Linked DNA regions of Homo sapiens: regions 2, 3, 4, 5 and 6 are each linked to region 1. Evidence: read pairs that join two places in POLR2A ChIA-PET (ENCODE). Cell type or tissue: MCF 10A. All regions are shown on one strand.

Region 1 (4,000 bases):
CCTTGGTCTAACTATTCAGAGGGAAGTAGCAATGCCTTTCATGTAATCATCTTAATCCCTTGTATCAACTAATTAATACACAGAGAAAGCTTTTACTTGCATGTGAGCAATTATAGCAACTTCCTGGTCGGTGTCCAAATGGATTCACAATATAATTCATGAACAATGAGGCTCTGGGAAAGACAGCTCCTAGAGATGACTTTTAAAATGAAAAAGTGTGTGTGTGGGGGTGGGGGCGGGCAGGTATTAATGATTCTAATAGTAGAAAAAGAGGACAGCAAGTAAATCTCAGTTTCTGAAAAAAAATTAATGTTGGAACCCTATTGTGCACATGACTGGCTTAAACAGACCAATTGATGTGAGCAAAGTAAGAACCAATAAATACCAGAGTTTGGATTCTATATCCGTATATACCTGAAATACCACCAAGTTACTTCCAAGGGACTTGAAAACAAACCTGCTGCCATTAAATAATGGGCTTCTGCTAAAAACAAACGAAAGTAAACTCACTCTACACAGACTTCTGAAAGCCATCTAAGATTTGAGCTCAGTGATTTCACATTCCTCCCTGGGGGGTACCTGTTGCAGTTGCACGGGTGCACTCTCTCTTCTCTCTCTCTCTCAACAGGAAGTAGCACATCAGTATTTTCAGCTGCCTGAGAACTAATCCAAGAATGGGGCCCAGGGCGGCAAGGGTTGGGAACTGTGAGCGAGTGGGGGAAGAGGGCTTAGGGGCCTACAGAAAAAGATATCCGAAGCATCAGCACCTGCTGTGGGGTTTCTGCTCCCGTGTCCGCCCCAGCCAGAGTGGGAATTGCTCCAGCACTGGGGCAACTTGTAATCCAACCTGGGGCAGAGAGCACAGGAACCTAGTGGCTCAGGCGTTCAAGAAAAGGCTCCCAGTCATAAAGCACCACATTGTGGTAACAAGCCCCGGGGTTGCACTGTGAACTTTTCCTGTGCAGATGGCTCGCTGTCGGGGAAAAACATTACCCAGCAAAGTCCAGTCAACAAGTTCACTGAATCCAAGTTTCAAAAAACAAAACGCTTCCTCAATCACCCCCTCGTGCCAGACTATGCTGAAGCTGCTTATAAATTACCAAGGGTCATCCTCTTTTTTTTTTTTTAAAGAATAAAATGCTAATGGCATAGGTTTGGGCTCTCTGAATTAAATACTGTACTGAGCCACCCTGGGAACCAGACACTATCCTCTGGCTAGAAGGCTAAAGAATGAGCAATTGCCAGCCGTGGAATTTTCATGATCCAGTTTCCCCACCTTCCTGTCGCATACCCACTGGCAGGAACCAAAGGGCTGTCACCCTGACGAGAGAAAACAAAGCTCTGCACTGCGTTATGAAACAGGTTTTTCCTTTCTCGTAGAGACACTCCTTTATGGCGAGGTCATGTAAAACAGCAAAATGCTCAATGAACACACTTGGTCCTGTTCCCTGCAGGTGACCGTACCCTTCAACTTGACCTGTGATACAGGGAGAGGGAAAGAAAACCACTCTCCAATTTCTAAGTAAAAGGTGACCAGACGGCAGGGATGGCAAAGCAGAGCCTACTGTTAACAACAAAAAGAAACTGCAAACAGCAGCGTGGACAGACAGTCATACAGGTGTGGGCCGGGACCTTAGAGGGCAAAATAAAATGCTTCTGGAGTCTAATCTTGAGCCAAATTGACTAAAAAGGACAGCCCGGCAGAGAACGTGCGTGATGTGAGTTACTCTGGCACCGAGAAACCTGTTCTTATCTGGCAAGTACGCCCCCTGCTGGCCGCGGTGCTGAACTCCGCCTCTTGGTCCTGCGCCAGACAGCCCTCGGAGCTCTCTGGTTTAGACCGGGGGAAGGAGAAAGGAGCTCTGGCAGAGCGAGTCCCTTGTAAAGCACACAATGGGAGCAAAGGGTGCCGTCACAGCAGTCACCGCCCCAAACCACAATCTTTGTCCAGTCACGGTTCTCTGCAGTCAGATAAAATCCAAGCAAGCTGAAAAGAATGAATACAAACCTGCTTGCTGCTTTGCAAGTGAGAAGTTTAGAAAGCTAGGGAGGAGGGGGCCGCCAAAGGGAACCTGCCATGAAAAGATTCTTAAGTCATTCACAGATACAGTGCTTGACTACTGGAGAAAATCTGGACTAACTGCCCTTTTAGAAGTTAGAGTTTACTATAACGTTAACAGTAATTATTTAAATTATTAGCACATGGACACTGCAGCGTAGGATCAAAATGCATTCAAACAACGGGATGGAATTTATTGCCAACAAAATATAATACTAAAATCAGTTTTGCACTTCCATTGTTTTTTTACACATGTCTTCACACGGACATTTTCATGTTTCTTCCCAAGCTTTTGCCTTCCTTTTCACCTAATTCTTTGTCATTTTTGTTGCTGTTGGGGTCTTGCATAAGCATGCTGATGTTTTGTAAGATCAGCCCGCTGTCCCTTATGATGATTCCCTTCAGAATTGGTGCATTCAATGTCTTTGGCAGAAAATCCTATGTAATACTGGCTTGTGTGTTAAGCTCATTCCCATCATCATCAATTGGAGACGCTTACTTAAGGAAAACTGCCAAGACGTTCAGCTAGGCGCCATCCGTTAAGACAACCAAAAAGAAACCTGTTTGTAAAGGCGCAGTGGGTCTTTCCCTTACTGGCACAAATGTCATAAGTGAGTATCTTTAGTTCACATTATCTGCCCTTAGTCTCAGTGAGTTCACCAGCTCAGGCTGAACTTGGCTTCTCCCTGGGACCTCAATCTCATGTCTGTTCCCAGCTCTCAACTTCAAACACAGAGGACAGAGAAGGCAAGGCATCTAGGCGTGAGCAGAGAAATATAATGGGCAAAAGAAACATGCTTCATCTCCTTTGGGTCAGTGGGTCTGGTTTTCATTTTCTGGTTTACATATGAAACCAGGGGGTAAGAAGTGCCAGTGGAATATAGGCCCCAAGGACAAATGCTCTCATTTCAGAATTTAAAAGAATTTTCCAAAGCTAGATATCTCAGTGCTTCTTTACTTAATCCTGTTGGCCGTAATTTTTAGGTTTTGTTTCTTCATGCTCCTTATGCAAGCAGAAGACTGTCCAGGTAAAATGAGAGTTTGTAGTCATTCTTTTATTTATTTGTTCAAGAAATATTTATTCAGTGTTAGACCTGTTTTGCCAAAATATCCTATGTGGATAGTACAGAATACAACAGCGGCTTTTATTCACCACTTCTTTTAGCTTGCACTATGGATGTCTATCCCAGGGAATAACATGATTACGTGGGTTTCCATGCTATGGTTTAGAGAGTTCAACCCTTACCTATCAAAAGGTCTGGGAATGAGTGTGTGGGTCTATTTTTATTTATAAGAGGGGGAGAACGGAACAGTTTTAGAACGAACAAAATCAATCTGCACCAGTTTTGGGAATAAGCTTCTGCTGTGAATAGAGCTGTCAAGACATTTGCAATCTGTTTGGCCCTGTGTCCACAAGAGGCTAAAGGTTTCATAACCAAAAAGTAAGGATTTTTATTCTTTACCACTTGGCTAGCAGGAGCCTCATAAGACTTGGGGTGATTTTAGCTGTTCTATTACACCCTAAAGCACCAAAATGCACATCTATATTTATACTCACATGCACATATGTGCAAAATAATCTGTAAGAAAAACAGAATCTTAGGCTCACTACTATTTTATTTCAAGTATGGGGATAAGTATGATAACTATCAATTGGTTTTCTTATTGAATTTAAGACGTATTCATACTTTCTTCAATAAAGTCAGATGGAAAAGAGTTATTTGGAAGAACTCAGAGGATTTTTACTCATGGCTTCAAACATCACTAAATGGTGGAAAGTGGGAGTACAAGGAAGACTTTTATGAATCAAATGGTTGATTTTCGGGAGTACTCAGTGTCTTTCTCTCATATTGTAACAATACTAGGAGCCCTCCCTTGCAAAAAAAAAATCATTCAATAAGCTCTGACTGATACCAAACCCCCTCAGATTAAACTCAATAT
Region 2 (4,000 bases), 120 kb before region 1:
GGCAGGGAGGGAATGAGGAAGAATACATTTCAGAAAAAAATGTATAAATCTTTTGTAAATTGTATTTTTACTTAAACTTTCTTTCCACTGTGGCTATGAGAGAATGAGAGGGAACAAGAGCAAGAGCAAGTAGAGAGGGAAGGAAGCTTTTAGGTCTGAAGAGTTGAAACTGGGTTATTTTAAGCTCCATTCCATGAACAGAGGTGGTTTTATCTTCAGCTAAGTGTTTAAAGGCATGTGATAACACTAAATGCAGATTTCCATCTACCTGCTGGACTCAACAAAATCTCAAACCCTCAACTGGTGCCTCCAAATGTAACTGTCAGTCAGCTGATGTCAAAACCTAACGTCTTTTCCATGGCCTTACACATCTGGTCCCTGTCAGTGTCAACGAGGTTTGTTGGATGTGGTGTCATGGCAGGCAAATGATTTATATACACAGACCCAAAGATCTCAGAGCTCCTTCAGAGGATGCATTTCATCTGGTGTACTTGCCATCAACAAATGATTGACTGAAATTAAACAAAACCTTACATCCTGAAACGTGAGCATTCTCTACTCCCCCTCTTCACTCGGATCATGAATATATTTAGTTAGCCAGGGAGTTCACAAAAGACCCATGTCAACAGTCTATTAGTGAGATAGAAAAAAATGCACATTAAACACCTCCATGCTTTAGCCTCTGACCTCCTTAAGCTGGCACATTTTTAAAATTCTTTGTGGGATAAGGAATTACTAACCAGCCACACTGGAAACTCAAGAGTAGCTGGTGATCAAGTCCACCCAGCATTTTCCTTTGCAAATCTTCAGTTGAGGGAAGAAGACCTTCAGAAGTGAGTGTTGCCTTTATCAAATAAATTACCTAAAATACTGCACCAGATTAGAACAACAGCAAAAAATTCCTCATTCTTGTCTTTAACCTCTCTTATTTCATCTCCTTAGGACAATGCACAGACATGAGGCACCCAGAATGTCTCTTTCTTTGCTCTTAAAGTTTATTGTTGCAACCTGGTTATGGATAATTCTTTCCACTTTACTCAGTGTGAATTATTCTTTTTCACAAGCCTCATAATGAACTATAAAACTAACACTTTGGTCCAGTTAGCATTAGCATATGTTGAGAACAACTTTAATGCACAGCTGCCCTGACTGGGTGCAGCCAAACTTCTGATTTTGAGTGCTTCCTGCAGGAAAATGCCATCCACTACCTAGAAATGCTTCATACTCTGCTGTTGTTTGATTAACAGTTTTAGCTTTGACAGACATTAATACAATGTTAAAGATATTAATTGTCTCTTAACTTAGAACTCTTAATTGAAAAAGAATTAGGAACCTGGTGAATGGTTACAGGTCCATATTCCACATGGAGAGGGCTAATTAAGAGCTCTGGGGTGATGGGGTGGTGGCTTAGCTCCTAAAAGGAGGTGTCCATATATATCAATCTAAAGTTAATTTAACCTAAGCTAACTAGGGTGTGATTTATATTTTTATCCCAGAGCTCTAGGCCATTTCCCACAGCTCTCTCTTTTAACATGCTGAAACTTGCTTAAGCACTGAAGGAAGAAAAAAAGTAAGTAATGATTGTTTAGGTAATGTTAGGGTGGTGCAGATCAGCTCTTGAAGAAGCCAGCTGTTCATGCACTGTCATCTATCCATGCAGGCTTGTTCAAACATGCAAAGCAAGTGGGCTACAGTGCTTTCCATCTATCTAGGTAAAGGTGTAAAAAGTGGCATGTGTAGAAGCCAGCAAACAGCAGCAAAATCTTTTCAGATCTTGCTAAGCCTCTAGAGAGCTGAAAAACATTCCCTTTTAAGAGAGATGTTTTGAAACCAAGTGCTGTTGCAACTGTGCCAGTGGTTGGGGCATGTCTCTACACTAGTTGAACAAACCACACTTGTCCCAGCAAATCATCTGGCTTTGCTGCTGCTTTAGATGGGGCTGATCTATACCCTTTTGCATCTCTAATGCTCACCTCCTGTCCAGATGAGCTCTCTGGTCTAGCTTGCCCCCTTGTTCAATATGGCCATAGAAGAAATTTGGGGAAGGAAATCTGATGTTTGGGGTCTGTAAGCCCATTTCCTTTATAAATGCTATGCTACTTATCTAGTCAAAATGCATCCCAAGAATCTGCACAACCCTGAATGTTCATTCTGACCCTTAGCACAGTTGTTCTGCTAGTGTACACTGCTTCCCTTCACGCTTACTGTTGTGTTCTTAGTGGGGAGGAGTCTCTTCTTGCAGGTCAAACTCTGTACCTCTTTCCTCTTTGCCCAAGATTAGCTGGGCCCACAGGGTCACAGGCCCTCCAGTCAACCTACCAATGAACAGCCTCAGTGGCCCACTTAACTCTAATTGAAAGGCCCCTTTTGTCATTTTTAACAGATGTAAAGTGTGTGAATTTAAAATTCCAAATGCTGTTAATATACAACTCGCACAATGTTTTTTGCTTTAACATTCATTGCTGACCTGTTATGATCTAAAGTTCTCCAAAAGAAAGTTCGTGTTAATACTGCACTCCATAGAGGTGGTAGGAATAGTCTCTAGCCTGATGAAGGCACTCTAGATCCTTGACTCAGCCTCTGAAGGTCTAGGACCTCCCACAGTACCAATATCCATGAATGCTTAAGTCCCTGATATAAAAAGGCATCGCATTTGCATATAACCTATGCACATTCTCCTGTATGCTTTAAATCATCTCTAGATTTCTTATGATACCTAATACAATGTAAAAATATGTAAATCATTGTTATACTGTATTGTTTAGAGAATAATGGCAAGAAAAAAGTCTGTACATGCTCAGTACAGACACTTTTTATTTCAAATATTTTCAATCCAAGGTTGGTTGAGTCCATGGATGTGGCACCCATGTATAAGGAGGGCCGACTGTATTTACTTTACCATGTTATTTGAATAAGTTACCTAGTTTAAAAAAATAGCTAATAATAAGGAAAAGTGTGAGCAGGAGAGAGAATATGGGAATGCTCTGTACTATCTGCTCAATTTCTATAAACACACAATTGTTCTACTAATTTAAAACAAAACAGCAACAACAAAAACATAGTGATCCTCTGAATTGCTTCACATAGGAGCAGCAACTATGTTCACTTCACATATGTTAATTCGTTTGCTCCTTAAAACAACTCTAAGAAGTGGGTGTTGTTATTTTCATTTTGCAGATGTAGTAACAGACAAAGAGAGATTTTAGAACGTGTTCAAGGTTTCTATAGTGGCACCAAGATTCAAGTCCCCTTATCTCCTCTTCCAAATCCCATGCTGTTCCCTCTAAACCACACTATTTTCTACTATACGTTGATCATATCATATTTATTGTTGGGCTTGGCTACCAGTCAGAGCTAAATGTAATGCTCAATGAGAGTAAGATACTACTTTTGATATATTTGTTTTCTCTGACCTCTTTACAGTTTTTACAGTTGTTATAATTATTTGAACAGTTTCATCTGATATGCCTTTAATCAGTCATTCAAACACCTTCCCTGAGCTTTAACTATGTGCTATGTATCACCTTGGACTGTGGGGTACAAGGATGAATAGAAAATAATTCCTTTCCTCAAAGATTTCGGCCTGGTCAGGGGGACAGACCCATAAACTTGTAATTACATTTTGAGATGTAAAGGTGGGATCCCAAATATAGCCTTGGAGATAAGAAAAGGCTTACCCGAGTCAAAGTTTGAGCAGGAGTTATCTACAATTGGCAGAGGCACTCTAGATAGGATGGGCAGCATGAGGAAACCAAAAGGTACAAAGGTGAGAAACAAGGTGCCTGGAACCTGGAGTGCTAAAGCCTTTTTGGAAGTCGTGAGACAATAAACTGCAGTTATAAACTAGTACATCATTATAAAAAAAAATTGTGATACAGAAAACAGAGTGCTGAAAACCTCCGTATGGGTATCCTCAATTATTTGCTTAAATCGTAAGGGAAACTATGCATTGAACCGCTGTCTATCTCACAACACCATTTAAAACAATTGTTACAGTAAC
Region 3 (4,000 bases), 94 kb after region 1:
CCTTATTGAAAATGATAGAATTCTACCTGAATGAAAGCTGAGCTAACCATCACTGTGGTACACTACTGTCTCTCAGCAACTAGCTAGCCTAAATAAGAGTTTTCAATATTTTAAAATAATGTTTTCATTGAACTATATGGTTTACTGTTTGAAAATTATATTCAGAAGCCTCAAAAACAAGAATTTGCATCCACTCAAATTTTTCAATTAGAAAATAGCACACGGATTTCAGTTTACAATAAATCCTTTAGAGAGTACAATAAAAAGTACTATCAAGAATATGAAGATATTAGGAATGATTTTACTCAAGATCATGCAAAATAGTTGTAGTCAGAAAAAACTTGATTAATTTTTAATTTTAAGCTAGATGGTCCTGTGTCATTGTGCTCCTTTATGACTGACTAAATTTTGAAAACATAAATGCAGACAAATTTAAGAGGAAATAAATCTCCTAGTAGTGAGTAATATCCTATTCAGAAGCACTGGAAGTTCACATTAATCACAAGAAACTTTTCTACAAAACAGCTCAGGACATAGGTTGAAAAGCAGACTAAAATATAAATTTGATAATATAAATCAGGCCCTTAAAAGAGACAGTAATTTATTGATGTTTGGCTGTCTAAGACCACCATCGTAAGACAAATTATTAAAAGTGAATATTAATACCTCATTTCTTATACTCCTCTTTGAGGATTTTATACCTGAAAATGAAGGTGTTATCCATCACAAATGATCAAAGGGCAATTTTTTTCCTCAGTTCAGAAAGCGGATCTGACTGAGTTGTCCTGGGTAAGAGGCAAGGACCTTCCTCACTGTGCTTAGGGAAATTGAGGCTTCCTTTGCAACATGGATATTCTAATCCGGAATGCTATTTTAACAGTTTGTATACTGCTTCTGAAAAGAAAATTGATAATATAGAATCGTCAACACAGAGTCGTTCATTATTTCAAACAAAATATCACAGCTTTTTAAGTCTTTATTGCTACCGAAGTTATTCAACACATGCACAAAAATGAGGAAGGTTGAGTGGTATCTTATAAAAAATTTTTAAATTTATATTGAAAACACAAACCAATAAGCCACTAGACCAAATGCTACCCAACATGTAAAATTCTATTCTTAACATATTCTCATATTTTGTTCATTTTTATTTTAATGCTTTCTCTCTCTCAAAGGTAAATTTTCTGGCATATACTTATCCCAAGCTAGCAAAGGCCAGAACTCCTGAAGGACTAATTGTATTCATTCATTTTCTTGGCCCAGCGTGAAGCTGGTAGCTTGCTTGGTTCATAGCAACAGGGGAGAAAAGGAGGCGCCCATCTTTATGTCCTTATCCAACAGGAAACCAGGCCAGTGGACAGAATGCAGTGAAATGCCTGTTCAGAAGGTATTCTGCAAGATTAAATGGCAAGAAATTCACAAGGTTAATTTGCACCCAAGTAACTAAGTGTTCCCTCCAAACCTGATCCTCAGCCTTCAAAGGTGGAAGCTTCTGAAGCTACTGTCAGCCACAACACACATGACAACAAGATATTAGTTCAGTGAGCTGATGGTTTAGTTATTACCACTAAAATCACCTAACAGAGAGTAATAAACTACTGAAGACTCTGATACTTTTAATCACTAGTAGTTTACTGACCTTGGTCTTACCCTGAAAATGCCAAATTAGACTGTATAGCCAAATCTGCCTCAAATAGCTCTAATGTTCCTATCATCTAAAAATCAGACAGTTGAGTATTTCTGATAGTTTATTGTGAATATATAAAATAATGAATCAAATAGGTAGAACATATCTTAGTAGCTAACTCTGCTTTTCAAAATTCTATGGAAAACTCACCAAAAAACAGGAATCATACTTCTCTTTTACAAATTTCTAGATTAAAAAGGGGGGAGGGTCAATTCACGTCTCTTATAAACATATAAGCATAAAAACATGGGTTATAAACCTCAATCATACTGCCTTATTTTTAGCCTGGTACTTGCATAAATTCTGATCTAAATTTCAGAGTAACAAAATTACTACCAATACATCTAATAATGTGATACGTTACACTGAGGCTTAAAGTTAATGCCTTTTACTTGAAAAACATTTATGTTTCTAACATACAAAATATTACTTAAAATATTTAAAATTTCAAAAGTAAGGACAATCTAAGTTTTGTGATGAAACTCATTCAAGACCAAGATAAACTTTCAATCTTTACTCACAACAAATTCTTAGATTTAAACCATGCTGATTTCATTTACTTGTCAGTGAAAAGGTCACAGTGCCGGCATACTGGTATACATATGTCAAAATGATGATGGCTCAGATTTTTTTTAAATGGAGCAACTAAATTTTGAAAGAAGAAAAATACTCAAGGGAATATGATTAGGAAAAAAAAAATGTTACTACTTCTCTCTTCTTAGCCACATACATTTGACCTGTACTGCCAGAGGACTTGGGAGTGTTGACCTAGAATTCACATTACTTTCACAACTCCAAGATTACGTGTTAACAAAACTAAAAGGTGTCAATTACCTGCTACTCTAATATGAAATGTTTAATATACAAGTCCCTACAAGAATTGAAAAAGTCCAAAGAAAACATGATTAGGTTAAAGTTTAGTAAATCCTTCATGACTTACACAGATATTTTCCTCTTAAGAGTATAACCTTTTAAATTGATGATACTCAAACCTTAACAGAAGCAAAGCACCAGGTTGAGGACGACTGGTATTCCTAAAAGTGTGTTGGTCATATTTGCTGCTGTATTATTTGACTATTGCATCAATAATGCCAACCAGTAGGAGATATGTTTAATTACCCTAATATCATTTCAGCAAATAGTCAAAATAATCCAAGAAGAACTTAGAATACGCACATGATGTTTAAAAGTATATTCTTATTAGAAGCACCAAACTGCTTATGGCATACTTCAGATGAAGAGGCATGTTCTTAGTATTATGACTCTCTTTATAAGCATAGCTACTAAAGGAGAATGTAAATAAACTTTTATTACTGGAAGTCTTTTTAACTTTATTTAAAAGCTTTTTACATTCTTAAAGAAATTAAGGACAAATAGTTATATTCTTCTTGATGTGGATTTTCATTACTCAAAGTTACTTGGTGACATTCCAGTTTAGAATTCAGAATAATATTAAAAGGATGATTTGATTATTTACACTTTTAGGTAAAACTTATACAAGTTTTCAAATTTTGGAAATATAGAAGATCTATTTAGGCAAATGTTATCATATATTTCTATTCAAACTGATAGTTCTGAGTGGCTATTTCACAAATTTGTGCCAATTCAACACATAAAAAAATCAGTTTGGTCCCCTATCCAATAAATACTACCAACTAAAAGTTATCAGCATTTGAAAACTCAGTATCCACTTCTCAGAAGTGAATACCTGGGTACATAGATTGTAACAGTAAAACTATTCTGACAGCAAATAAATTTAATATTTTTTCCCGTGAAACTACATCTATAGATGCTCATTTATCAATGGAGAGGCAGTAATGAAACTCCATGTAGAAGATAAACTCCTACCAGATACACAAGTGACACAAGTTACACAGTAAGATACTGTACTTAATCCCTGTGATCAAGATACATTTAATTCTGATTTTACCTAAACATAATTTCAAATTGAATCTGTTAGTATAAGCTAAAGTAGATTTACTTCGTTTAGACACAGTGTACATTATCATCAGTTTAACGTGCCCACTGAACATATTATATTCTGAGGGAAAAATAAAAAAAATTATTTAAGTTGCAATTAAAGTCCTCTATTCTTTTTTCAAAAGATTGAAGTCTTACTAGTTTAGCAAAATTTTAACAGATAGGTTCTATATAAAGACACAAAGCATGGCTAGCTTACTTTATGAAATAACATACAGGAAAAGGAATTGCACAACAGTGAATTTATAAAATTTACTAAACCCGTGGAAATTTTCTGAAATATTTTCTTACTATTGTTTGTGGAAAACTGTTAGTTTTTATTTTTAAAATACT
Region 4 (4,000 bases), 95 kb before region 1:
AATCATTGTCATTAGAAAAGTTTCTGTCCCACTGTTAAGACAGTGTTTGTGCAATGTGAGGTTACTTCCTGCTTCCACAATATGACTGTGCTTTACTAAACAAACTTCTGAGCTAAGATGTTTACTTGACTGGGAAATGACTACTAATAAGCTGTTAAAGGATGTATCCTCAAGTTACTACTTGTGGCATTTGTAACACGCTCCCTGTTGAACAAAGGTGTCACAGTAGCACAGTGAATAAACAATCCTTTTTTCTCCCTGTAAGTTATACGATATTAAATGTTAATAATTAATTTGTCTTTGTGGATTAACATACAAGAGCTTTTCAAACAGGTACTGGTGCAACCCCACCCTTGTGAGATGGCTAATCATTTCACATACTTCACACTTACCCAGCTATCAGTATCACTGACCTCAGCTAGCAAAGTGTGAAACGGCAGATGGTTTGTAGTGTTCAGTAATGTCCTATGAAAATGTAGCACAGAAAACTGCAAAAGGTTTTGGGAGAGAATGGTGGTTTATATGAACTTTTCAAGAAACTCAAGAGAAACAAAATGCCACCACTGTCCACGTCAAAGGATCTGGTGAGGATCCTGGGAGAAAAATGTCAAGAGATTCTAAGGCTTTCAGTAGCACAATATTTTCAAAGTGCTTCAGAAGTTATTTCAATCTGCTGCATTGCTAAAGGGGAACAGAGCCTGAAAAGCCAGTATAATTTTGAAGGCTGTTCAAGGACTATGTCAGCAACATTCTTACCCTGCATAAGACTTATACATCTTAAGACAGAAGATTTGTCTAGGGTATCCACAATCTGATTACATATTTCTCACGAGAACTACCCCAAAGTGCAAGCCCTTTGTGTTGTTCTACCTGAGATGACATGACTTCAGCCTCAAAATACCCAGGCTGAACTGTTTCTGGAGCAATGAGATGTTGTTAATGAATATCAACACTTCCCAGATCCTTTAAAAATGCTAATATCAAAATATTTTACAAGAGTGAATTTCAAACTGTGTTCATGTTTTTCACAGCACGGCACCTGTTTGAAATGGTACAGTTTGAACATCTATAAAACATGAGATGGAAGATACCAAGGTGGCTTGAGAGTTTTTAAACTATATATATATTTTTTTTTTTTGAGACAGAGTCTTGCTCTTGTTGCTCAGGCTGGAGTGTAATGGCGCGATCTCGGCTCACTGCAACCTCCGCCTCCCAAGTTCAAGCAATTCTCCTGCCTCAGCCTCCCGAGTAGCTGGGGTTACAGGCACCTGCCACCACGCCCAGCTAATTTTTTGTGTTTTTAGTAGAGATTCGGTTTCACAATGTTGGCCAGGCTGGTCTTGAACTCCTGACCTCAGGTGATCCACCCACCTCAGCCTCCCAAAGTGCTGGGATTACAGGAGTGAGCCACTGTGCCCAGTCAAGAACTATATTCTTGAGAGCAAAATAGAGTATATTATACTTAGAATGGAACTATGTAAACCTTTACACATCTGTATTTTCAAAACAAGAACCCAGAGCTGTTCAAGTGATAAACAAAATCATCAGGTGGCTTGTTTAGAGTTTCAAAACAGACCCTTCTATTCCTGCTGTTTCTCCCTCTGGTTTCATTAAATATAAAACAAATGAAAATGACCAGTTCAATAGGGATATCTGACAGAATTTGGGGAGAAACATTTCATTAGCTTTCTATGAAGTCCAATACCTGTAATTTTATGTATCAGGACTCTCTGATTTGAAGTCCCTACAGAAATGCTTTATTCTTAGTCCATTTAGCTGCCCTTAAAATGTTTATTTTTTCTCTTTCTCTCTCTCTCTCTCTCTCTCTCTCACAGGAACATCCAAACTGTGTTGTCACAGTGTATAAAACAGAGGCATATTCCTTTCAGGTTATACTATACCCTGACTCCTTGATGAAATGATTTGATGTGGTTCACAAATCAGAATCAGACAGAATGAAATCATTACACCTTATATAGCTTAAAAACAAAAAAGCCAGACATAAAGTGGACAGGAAATCAGTCATAATGAAAAACTATTTCAAGTCACACATTTGCTGATTTAGTGTCTATTTGCTGAGCATTTGTATCACTATGTGCTAGGTGCTGCTGGGTCTGTGACAATGAACAGGAAAGGCTGTGTGGCAACTCAACACGAAAGCCAGCTGAGCCTCCTAGTAACCAAAACAAAAAGAGAAACATCACACAGTTTCAAAAGGGAGGTTACTGGCTTATCAAGAGAGAAAAAAAATGTCTTGGTAAGAAGCTACGGAGAAACATAAGGAATAGGTCAATGTGTAGATAAGAGATACTAATCATAATATTAACATATAGATATTTATGTACCTATGTAAGACTTTCTCTTCCACTAAAACAGATGAAGTAATTTATAATCTTTTGAATTAAGCAATCAATAGAATAATATCTGCAGAAACTCTTATCTTTCTGGACTGTTTAAAGGTACAAATCTAGAACCAAAGTCGCATATGTGATTTAAAACAAGCAGAAAATACATATTGGCAAAGGGCTTTCTTACATGAGGTATTACTGCTCTAGAAAATTGTCTACATTAATTTATAACTGTAAAAGGATCTCTGGCAATTACATTTATCCTATTCTCTTATTTTTCAGGTGTCTTTTGGGGATACATGTTATAAATCTTTTTTATTTCTCTATATAACCCTTCTTTCTTTTGGGTAACCTGATAGTAATAACTAAGCCACAGGTGAAAGGTTTCTCAAGGTGTGGCTATTGTGTTCTCTTGACTAACTTCTACCTGCACTGTTTCCTTTTTACAGGGTGGCTCTTATGTGACTAATCTAGGCCACAATATATTATTTTTTTTAAGTTAGGTAAAAGTAAATGTCTCCAGACCTTTAACTATATAGTACTTTATTTGCTAAATTATGCAAATCAATATACCCTAAATCAAATACATACCTCCTCTAAAGAGAGTTCCCCTTGGTTTTGAAACTCACTTTAACAAGCTATCAATCAGAGGCTGATATTTAGAGGTAGCATAACTGATTGGTAGCAGTGGGATTTCTGGCCATTTTTAGTGATAACCACCGAAATACATGAGCAGGGTTTTTAAACCCTAGGAAGGAAAAAGCCTGACCAAAAACCCTGACAGATATATAATGCCATGATAGAAATGCTACTCATTATGTCATACCTAATAATCCACATGTACCTCATTACTCAGCTGTTTGTGTTACACCCTGTTGCCAAAGGAAGCTCCCTGCTTCTCCTCCTGATCCAGCAATTAATATGCATATCAGGCACAGTGGCCAGACTTCTACGGAGAAAGAGGAGGCAGGCAAGAGATCCATAGTCATAAAGACCTAGGCGAGTAATATTCTCAGCATTATTCAGGAATGTTTAGTTGCTTGCTCAAATTTATCATTAACAAAGGGCCTATTTCCCAAAGGCTTCCACTGTGTAATTAGCAACAACAAATACTGCCCCTACTCCGGTTAACCTATGGGATTAGTTACAAAGGTTTTGTAAATTTCAGAAGATATCTACACAGATGTCGGGAGAGCACACACGCAAACACACAGTGCAGCATAATGGATGCAGCCATAGCCATTAAGTAGTTTAGGATTTGTGAGACTCAGACAACGAATACATTTTATGGGGGAAGTCATAAAAGTCAGACAGGAAAAAATATACAGCATGAAAGTTGAAAACTTCTAGACAGCATGTAAAAAGTACGGAGAAGTAGCAGGGGCAAAGGAAGAAACGTACCAAGTGGAGCTCATTGGTCTTAATAAATAGGACAAGGTCACCTGAGTTTACTTCTGGAACCAATAGAAATCCTGTAGTATCTAATTATTTTTGTAAAATGATTATTTTCATGCTTCTATTTACCATTGTCATTAGATAGGTTCATATTTCATTAGTCTGCTTACTAAAATGAAACTTTTCGTTTTATTTATGGAAGTTTTTATACTTCTCTAAGCCTGCTCCAAAAACATACAATTAAGCACTGCTAACCT
Region 5 (4,000 bases), 100 kb before region 1:
TTGTTTTGTCAGAAGGAAAGTTTATCACCCAATAAAAAAGAAATTATACTTGTAGCTTTAAATAGGCAAGAATCACATTGTCAAAATGCACATATTTTCTTGGAAATAGTCACCCTTAGGCAGGAAAAACAAAATTGCTTTTAATGACAGAAATTTTTAGATTGTGCTTGGAAGGGAAGGGTGTTTATAAGAAATAAAGCTAATGAGTCAGAGAGCAAAATAAAATGAATGGTGCAGTTCCTCACTTGACAGTGCATAACTTGATAAGAAATCAAGCTCTGCTAGCAGCAATCATTGAAACGTCCATTCTGAACTGAATGGTGCCAGGTGACTGTCCTTAGAAGGAGGCACTCCTAGCCTGGAGGTGCTTTTGAAATCTTCCAGGACTAAAGAATCACACCCTTAGAAATTAAGGAATGTGTTCCTGGGTGTGCAAGAGTTAAAACCTCACCAATGTTGGCACTCTACCAGCTTTCACAGTTCTTTTGGTTGAAAGCTTACATTAAAACTCATGAAATTAAACTCATTAATTAATTCTTTGTGTTTTCTTAACAAGGACCCATCAGCTACATGTGATGTAGAAATAAACAATTGAAAAGGAAAAAAAAAATAGGCCATACAGGTTATTTGGCATCATGTAAGCATTAAGGAAATACAGCTGCTTCACTAAATGACATTTTTTAAAAAGAACAAGTCTGAAATGTTGTTGTCAAACCAGTTTATGTGTTGATAGGAGCACAGAATTTAATTACTTATGGGTGATGGAGGAGAATATAGATTCTAGCACACCTGGTAAAATTTAAACCACATTCTGCCACAACCACCAATGAATGTTTAGCAGGACCAACTAAGTGCTTAGCATTTTGAATTTGCAGGATCCAGTGCAAAATAAAAATGTGGGGCCCCTTGTTAAAACATTATTAAGAATTTCAAGATGGTAGCAGCACAACATTCAACCAAACACCAGGCCCTTTTGAACACTGGGTCCCATGTGACTACCCCAGCCCAGCATCCATGAAGCTGTTCCCTGCGCTCCTCAACTGCAGTTACACTTTCAGGCCCCTAAGAAAGTACCAAACCAGTGGTACAGACTTGCCCATCCTACATTCATAAGAAAATAGATCCTCAAATGCCCTAAACAATATTCCCCTTAATAGATTCAAAGATTGATCTAATTTTGGTATTTCCTCTTTCTTTTATTTTTTTTTGCAAGCCTGAATAAAGACTTCTCAAAATATTTCAGTTTCCTGCTGCGGAGCTAAGCCAAGGAATGGCTTGGTTGTTAACAACAGGCAGTTCAGTATATTGTAAAGGAAGAAGTTAACAATCATCTGAAAGTCAAGGCCTGTAGCCCACCACCTTCTGACTGACCTTGCCACAGTGGTGTCTTTCTTTTCTTGTTAATGTGTCTTTCAACACTCAAACAGGATGTCAACTATGAGAGAAGTTACTGCCCCCCCTTTATTTTTTTTTTTTACCACGCACCCAAGAGCTGTTTCCACATCACAAGAATCCCTGTTACTTTCCAGTGAATGACTGTGCATTGTGGCTTAATCTCAAAAGGAAGTAGACGTATAATACCTTAAAAGAAAACAAACATGCACACACAAATACCAGAAAGAGAAGTCATCCCACAAATTCCACCTCTGAATTCTAGCATCATTTCTTGTTTCTCCATTTGGAAGCTTCAAATTATTCTCTTTAACAACTCTTTCTAGCAATGAAATATGAAGAGGTGATGATTTCCTCCAAATTAGGAGGACATTAACAATTAAGTGTTAATGCGAACACCGTTAACAGTAATGCAATTATAACTGTATTCCACAAAGGGCAATAGGAAATAATTACTCTGATTCTCAAGTGATAGATAGTTCCAGGAGAATGAGATTCTCAGTCTAAAATTCATTAGGAGGGGCTCTGAAACTCACATACACACCTACAGCTGGAGAGCCGCTCCTTTGCTGTAATAACCCTGTAAGTGCCAAATCTGGCATTCTCTTGCCATCTGCTTTTAGTCCCAAAAAATGGCAACAGTGAGGGTCCTGGGAACACTAACTTGCTGCTTCTGGGGCTACCATACAGCACTCAGATCCTGATAGGGCTTATCTGAATAGCCAGAGATGCTATTTTAAGCCTCCAAGCTGGACCCAAAGCAAATGACACCCAATTGTTATTATACGGCTTCTGAGGATGATGAAGTATATCCAAGGAAATGACTAATCTCCAATTATCATATGCATGGCAGCATTGAGACTTGACCAGAGAGAATGGTATAATAGCAGTGAAACCATTAATGTCTGTGTCAGTCTTATTTGATTAAAATTGGAGGACTAAACAGAGAAGCTGATAGAATCAGTCAGTTGCTGAAGTTTTCTCCTAATGATGCATAGATGGGAATTTTAAAATGTGCCTCTAAATTCTATATCAATTCTCAATTTCGGCACTCCTTCAACAATTCATAAATTCTTCTCCCCTTTAATATTTTAAAGATTAACATTGCTGATAATGGATAAACTAAACTTTTTGAAATTTCACTTCTCTATTCTGTACTTTGTGGTGGACATGTCCACAAGAATGATGAAATGAAATCAGGACAAGGCGGAGGCAGGAGAATCACTTGAGCCCAGGAGTTCGAGACCAGCCTAGGCAAAATAGCAAGACCTTATCTCTAAAAAAAATTAAAAATAAAAATACACGAAATCAGGAGTAAGATGTCTTTTTTATCTCTTTTCTTCAAGAAAAACCCATCTACTAAGTTCTGATGATTTCTTTCTTGATATCCTTCTCAGATCTCTCAGAACCCATTTTAATACCGCAGGCTCATGCAATACTATTGTCACTCATGCAATTAGTATAATTACCTTCTAGCTGGTCTCACTTGTCTCCTTATCGCCTCCCAATTCATCAGGCTTTCCCAGGTTAGGAACCCCAGTGACTCCCTATTCTGTAAAATCAATTCTAATTTGTGCTTGGTCCTTCGCACTCCCCATATTTTGGTAGCATGGAACCTATCCAGCCTCAATTCCCAGGACTCTTCTGTAACCTGGTCTTCTCACCTGCTGTGCAAACTCCTACCTTCAGGCCTCTGTTGATTCCCCCTTTTTGCCTCCAATTCCCTCACTCCTCCACTGGGCTTTCTTCAGTGGTTAAGTTCTGTTAAGCTTTCATTACCTTCATAGCCCACCAAGATCTCTTCCCTTTCTGAGACTGCACAGGACTGAGGATATTATTACACTTAATGTGTGCAGTTACAGAGATTATTTTTTCTAAATCTGAGACATGGTCCCAGTAACATTTTATATTCCTTGGCATTGATAAGGATCATGTCACTATCTTGTCTTTATCCTTCATTTTGGGGCACATGGTCTACAAATTCATGCTAGTCAGTTGATGATAGAAACATTAATCCTCCAACTGAATAATGTAGCCTGGATAACCGATAATGAACTACTTCTACTAATAGGTGAATCCACTTGTAAATTATGGGTAGGGCAAGGCCATGTTGCTTAGTGATGGCTGGACCATGGATTGTGATTATTTACAACAGCTGAAAAGATGTATTTGGTGATCCATCCACATGTGAATGGTAACTAATGAAAAAAGAATTTAAACATCAAAGAATACAGTATTCTCCTTCATAGCTTGGTGTTGTAGCTATAGGGGATAATAAAGACAGTGATATTACATATGTAGTAGTTCTTACATGTAGTTGAAGATTTATCTATTGTTTCTTTTAACATTTAATAAGTTATATCCATGTCCATACGTTTTAGAAATAACTGCTATATTGTTTCAAAGAGTGCAAATAGCCTTAAGTCTGCAGTGATATACACAAGTTCTGAAAAGCTATAGATATTCACAGAAAACACATGCACAAAGCCATACACACAAAATATAAAGTTTGATTGAATAATTTATTATTCCAGAAAAACAAGAGTAAATGTGGATATTAAAGGAAATAAAGACAAATCCATTCTCTACAATGCTTGGGGGCTAATTT
Region 6 (4,000 bases), 180 kb before region 1:
GAGAAGAGGACACCACAGAGGAAGGAAACACACAGGGCCTCCAGGCACACCCCTCCATAAGCAGTTGGTAGAGGGCGACCACTCCTCTCAGTTAATCTAGTTTTATTAAATGGCCAGACTGAATTGATAACCGAATGGATATTTACAGGTTCTTATTATCCATAGTATGCGACAGACTAATGCCTCAACGAGTGCTTTGGTAGGTTTTATTTTTCTTTAGTTATGGGAAACATTAGGAGTGTGGAAGTCAATCGTAGAAAAGTTTTATTTATCCTTAAAACTTATTTTGCCTCGGTAATCAAGGATCACATTTGGCTCAACAGGCTACTGGTACATTTGTGGCACAAGAGATGTGCGAATTTGTGGTGGCAATGTGATTATACTTCTCCAGACCAATTACTATTGACAATAGCAAAAATATTTAAATAAAATAAAGTTCCTTAGGTCAGTTCAATGATGCATGTAAATTTCTAGAGAAAACTAAGTATGTTGAATTAGTTTCTATTTTGTGCAATAGTCTTATTACTTTTATCTACAGATTTGGACATAAAAAATAAAATTTTATGAACATATACATAGAAATGTTTTGTGTCTTACATGAAAACAGATCCTTTAATATTCACAGTGATTCACCAGCATGCTCTGAGGATATGGTAAAAGGCAGTGAGATTTTAGCATTCCGATGGGGCTTCTATATTAGGATACTGCATTAGCTCAAACCCATTCCAAAAAAGAAAATTTTATTTTACCTAACATGCATTGCACAAAGATACTGGAGGAATGAGGTAGAATATAAGTCATATTAGCATCGCTAGCAATGAGCAAAAGCAGAACAACAACTATAACATGCAAACATGCAGAGAAGAAGAAAGGAAAAAAATACGGAAGCACCAGAGAAATAGATGCATTTGTTAAAAGAGATTCTCTAAGCATACTAACCTGCTGGTTCTAATGAATTTTCTACTTTGTCGTTAACATCGAAAACACGATCATGAACACCTATAGTTTTCATACAGCTATCTATAACAAAAATAGAGATAACAGCCAAATATGTTAGTGAAGACACCCTTAAACTCCCATTTCTTTCTTTTTTCTTTCTCTCCTTTTTTTCTTTTTTTATGTAGATTGTCTTACAATCAATGGCATGTTCCAAATGCCAATATTGTTCCCATTTGCTCTGCATGTACAACAGTCTAAGAAACAACAAGTTAGCAACTGCTGTGTACTTAAGTAAAAGCATCATGAAGAATGAGAAAAAATATGATGAAAACTAAAATATGAATGTTGATATACAAAACAGATACCACACAAGATTTAACAGTAAAAAAAAGTTTTACCGCCGTGAACCAGACCACACAATAAAGCATGCGCGGTGAAGCCACCCTCTGAAGCTCATTCTAGTGAACTTACTTGTTGGTCTCACAAAGACTTTGAGCTTTAGACAGGACCTTCTTCCATTATCTGGGATTGCAGAGGCTGTGGGTAACACAGAGAGAGAGCAGGAAAGAAAGAAGAGAACAACAACATATTACTCTTCATTTTCACATACAAATGATGAACAATAAATTCTTTCCTGACTTGAACAACAGGAACTTTCTCTAATTCCTCCTCCAAATTAAAACAAACAGTACTTTTCAGGTCTCACTGCTATAGAAAGGCTACTTTCATATCCTGAGTTTCTCTTTTCAATACAATAAAAGAATCATGCAAGAATGTGAGTAATCTGTGAAGAAATACTTTGGATTTTTATTTCAAAGTCTCTTCCATTTAACTTGATCTGTTATCAATTTTCTCTAAATCGAGAGGATAATGTGTGAGCCCTCCAGCTTTCACAGAGCCGCTCCTCCTCTGCTGCAGGAAAAGGGGCCCAACAGAGGCCCAAGGTGAAAGTGCCGGCAAAAACCAATAACAGAGAGTTACAAGGCAGACTTAAACGTGACCTATTTCTGCTGGGGAAAGCAGAGCTTTGTCTGTACTGAAAGCTTGTCTGTCAGTGCTTTTGCAGGTAATTCAATTAGAGGTTTTACTCAGAACTTGGCTCTGCATTCTATATGACTAACCCAAGCCCGGTAACTTCCATCATGCTATTATAAGTACAATATGCTATTGAGAAAGTACTATGTTGCAACGGTACATGTATTTTTTTTTTCAATTTGCCACAGAGAAGGATGGAATTAATAAAGTGGGCTTACCAAAACATGACAGCATGTTTCAAGTTATAAATCACTTGAGGAAGAAACTTTCTTCTCCTTTTCAAGATAATAAGACTGTAAACTTTCCCTATGGTTGAAAGATTATCTCCCCTGTGTACACACAGCAAAATGTCAAAGGAATTTCCAAGGGCAGTAAGGCCCTTAACAACCACATGTATTTACTAATGCATCCTAGAAATGACAAAAATTACAGAAACGAGCGTCGCATACTTTCCTCCCTATGTGTTTGCTTCAAGTGGTTTCTTTGTTCAGAAAAAGCAGATGACATCAATCAAATCACACATGGCTTACAATTAGTTTGGCAATACCCAAAGTGACAAAGAGGGATCGGCATTTGGTGTGTCTTCTCTCTCCTTTATTTTTATTTTTAAATTATTCCTCATGGGGAGCTGAGAACACAAAAATGCTTCTTTTGCAGGTGAGAGGATTCAATATACAAACTTCCAAACAAATTTTACACAGTCTCCTTATGTAATTCTAGATCCAAGTAACCCTCCTGGAGGAGAACTTCTAAATTCACCAACTAAATAATGTCAAGTAGTATAGGGTCCCCAGTGTCCCTATTCAACACCTGTTGAAAACTACTTTAATTTTAAAACAAAAGTGTAGAGAAAAAGTGTTTTTGGTCCTCCCTATCTCCCCTGGTTGCTCTGACAAGCAGTTAAGAAGTGCTAACAGCTGGCTTTGCTGTAGGCTTTCATTAAATCATAGCCAGAAAAACTCCCTCTACTGACATTTACAGTAACTAGTGTGTTATTTAGGGCACAATATTTGCACTCTGCGGTTTGATCCAGGAAATGGTGTCCTTCCTGTGGACCTCAACTGCAAATGTGCATGTCACAAATACAGTACACATAGGTGACTCCAATTCATTAGGAAAACCACGGGTTCCTGAGGGAGTATATGTCTTATTCATGAGAGTTAGTGTGAAAAAAGTGACACATGGATGTTCACACTGCTGTTCAATGAATTTCTGAGCTGAGATGAACTCACTTCAAGCCTTGTGAACTTGATTTGCTACATGCACATAACTGACTTTACAGATGATACTGCTAGATAAACAGGCTGAAGACAGAATCAAATGCTTAATTGGTTTAGCGAGGAGCTTCTTGGATTTAGTACAGGTCTTTCAGATTTTTCTTTAGGAGAAATAAATCCAGGACATGAAAATTATTGTAGGGCACATGGCAATAACTAAACAGCAAACGATACGCCTCCAGGAAAAAACTGGAGAGTTCTCTCCATGAGCTCTCAAGGAGGGACACAGTCTTAGCTACTGGATGTGCTCCATACTTCTGTGAATTAAAAATATGAAATACATTTGTATTTAAATGACACATAAAATAAAAACCTCTCTTCCCTAACAACCTGCCCCACTACTTCCTCATTTTCTGTCACCAGGAAATGTGACTGATGCCTTGTGATACTGTGACTATTATACTCTAATCCTTAGAAAAATTTGTGAACAAAGAATATTAGCACACAATGTGATATGTGAGTACACAACACAGATTGCATGCCATGGATTCACTCGATCATCACTGCATCACTGGCCTGAGCTCAAGGAGTAAACTCCTAACCCTTACAGCCAACCTGAGAAGTGTGCCTTACTAGGTCAGTATAACTTGGGTTTCTTATTTAACACCTTGAAAAACAAACAAACAAAAAAATCCAAAAAGATGAAAACGTTTTCCATGTAGTAGCAAAACTCCATTTTTTAAATGTAACGTTTAATAAAGTTAAAGTGTGGCTTTCCTCTATGTTATGCTCAAGGTTCTGTCACCCCA

Evidence for each region. Peaks named below come from ENCODE experiments on the same cell type or tissue, not always from the same donor. Only the 100,000 strongest peaks of a DNase experiment are listed, where the experiment ranks them.
Region 2: POLR2A ChIA-PET joins it to region 1 with 43 read pairs; 7 of 35 experiments call an interaction of 5 or more read pairs at or near these places.
Region 3: POLR2A ChIA-PET joins it to region 1 with 31 read pairs; 10 of 35 experiments call an interaction of 5 or more read pairs at or near these places.
Region 4: POLR2A ChIA-PET joins it to region 1 with 24 read pairs; 9 of 35 experiments call an interaction of 5 or more read pairs at or near these places.
Region 5: POLR2A ChIA-PET joins it to region 1 with 44 read pairs; 8 of 35 experiments call an interaction of 5 or more read pairs at or near these places.
Region 6: POLR2A ChIA-PET joins it to region 1 with 29 read pairs; 3 of 35 experiments call an interaction of 5 or more read pairs at or near these places.

The regions. Positions count from the first base shown.
Region 1 is chr5:107,570,426-107,574,425 of GRCh38, forward strand. The region is part of intron 1 of EFNA5 (ephrin A5); the gene reads right to left. Among named protein-coding and RNA genes, the nearest start is that of EFNA5, 99 kb to the right of the region's middle. RefSeq lists enhancers at 291-1,002, 613-892, 1,463-1,612, 1,623-1,917, 3,390-4,000. In MCF 10A, a CTCF peak has its summit at 1,792 (motif pointing left); DNase peaks (open chromatin) are centred at 916, 1,396 and 1,766.
Region 2 is chr5:107,454,767-107,458,766 of GRCh38, forward strand. The region is part of intron 1 of EFNA5 (ephrin A5); the gene reads right to left. Among named protein-coding and RNA genes, the nearest start is that of EFNA5, 210 kb to the right of the region's middle. In MCF 10A, no CTCF peak of the experiment used is centred here; DNase peaks (open chromatin) are centred at 1,715 and 1,835.
Region 3 is chr5:107,663,944-107,667,943 of GRCh38, forward strand. The region is part of intron 1 of EFNA5 (ephrin A5); the gene reads right to left. Among named protein-coding and RNA genes, the nearest start is that of EFNA5, 5.0 kb to the right of the region's middle. In MCF 10A, no CTCF peak of the experiment used is centred here; a DNase peak (open chromatin) is centred at 2,448.
Region 4 is chr5:107,474,931-107,478,930 of GRCh38, forward strand. All of the region lies in intron 1 of EFNA5 (ephrin A5), which reads right to left. Among named protein-coding and RNA genes, the nearest start is that of EFNA5, 190 kb to the right of the region's middle. In MCF 10A, no CTCF peak of the experiment used is centred here; a DNase peak (open chromatin) is centred at 2,161.
Region 5 is chr5:107,468,196-107,472,195 of GRCh38, forward strand. All of the region lies in intron 1 of EFNA5 (ephrin A5), which reads right to left. Among named protein-coding and RNA genes, the nearest start is that of EFNA5, 200 kb to the right of the region's middle. In MCF 10A, no CTCF peak of the experiment used is centred here; DNase peaks (open chromatin) are centred at 1,526 and 2,196.
Region 6 is chr5:107,386,296-107,390,295 of GRCh38, forward strand. EFNA5 (ephrin A5) reads right to left here. Exons shown (of 5, transcript NM_001962.3): 3 at 1,411-1,476; 4 at 940-1,020. Among named protein-coding and RNA genes, the nearest start is that of EFNA5, 280 kb to the right of the region's middle. In MCF 10A, no CTCF peak of the experiment used is centred here; DNase peaks (open chromatin) are centred at 2,056 and 2,986.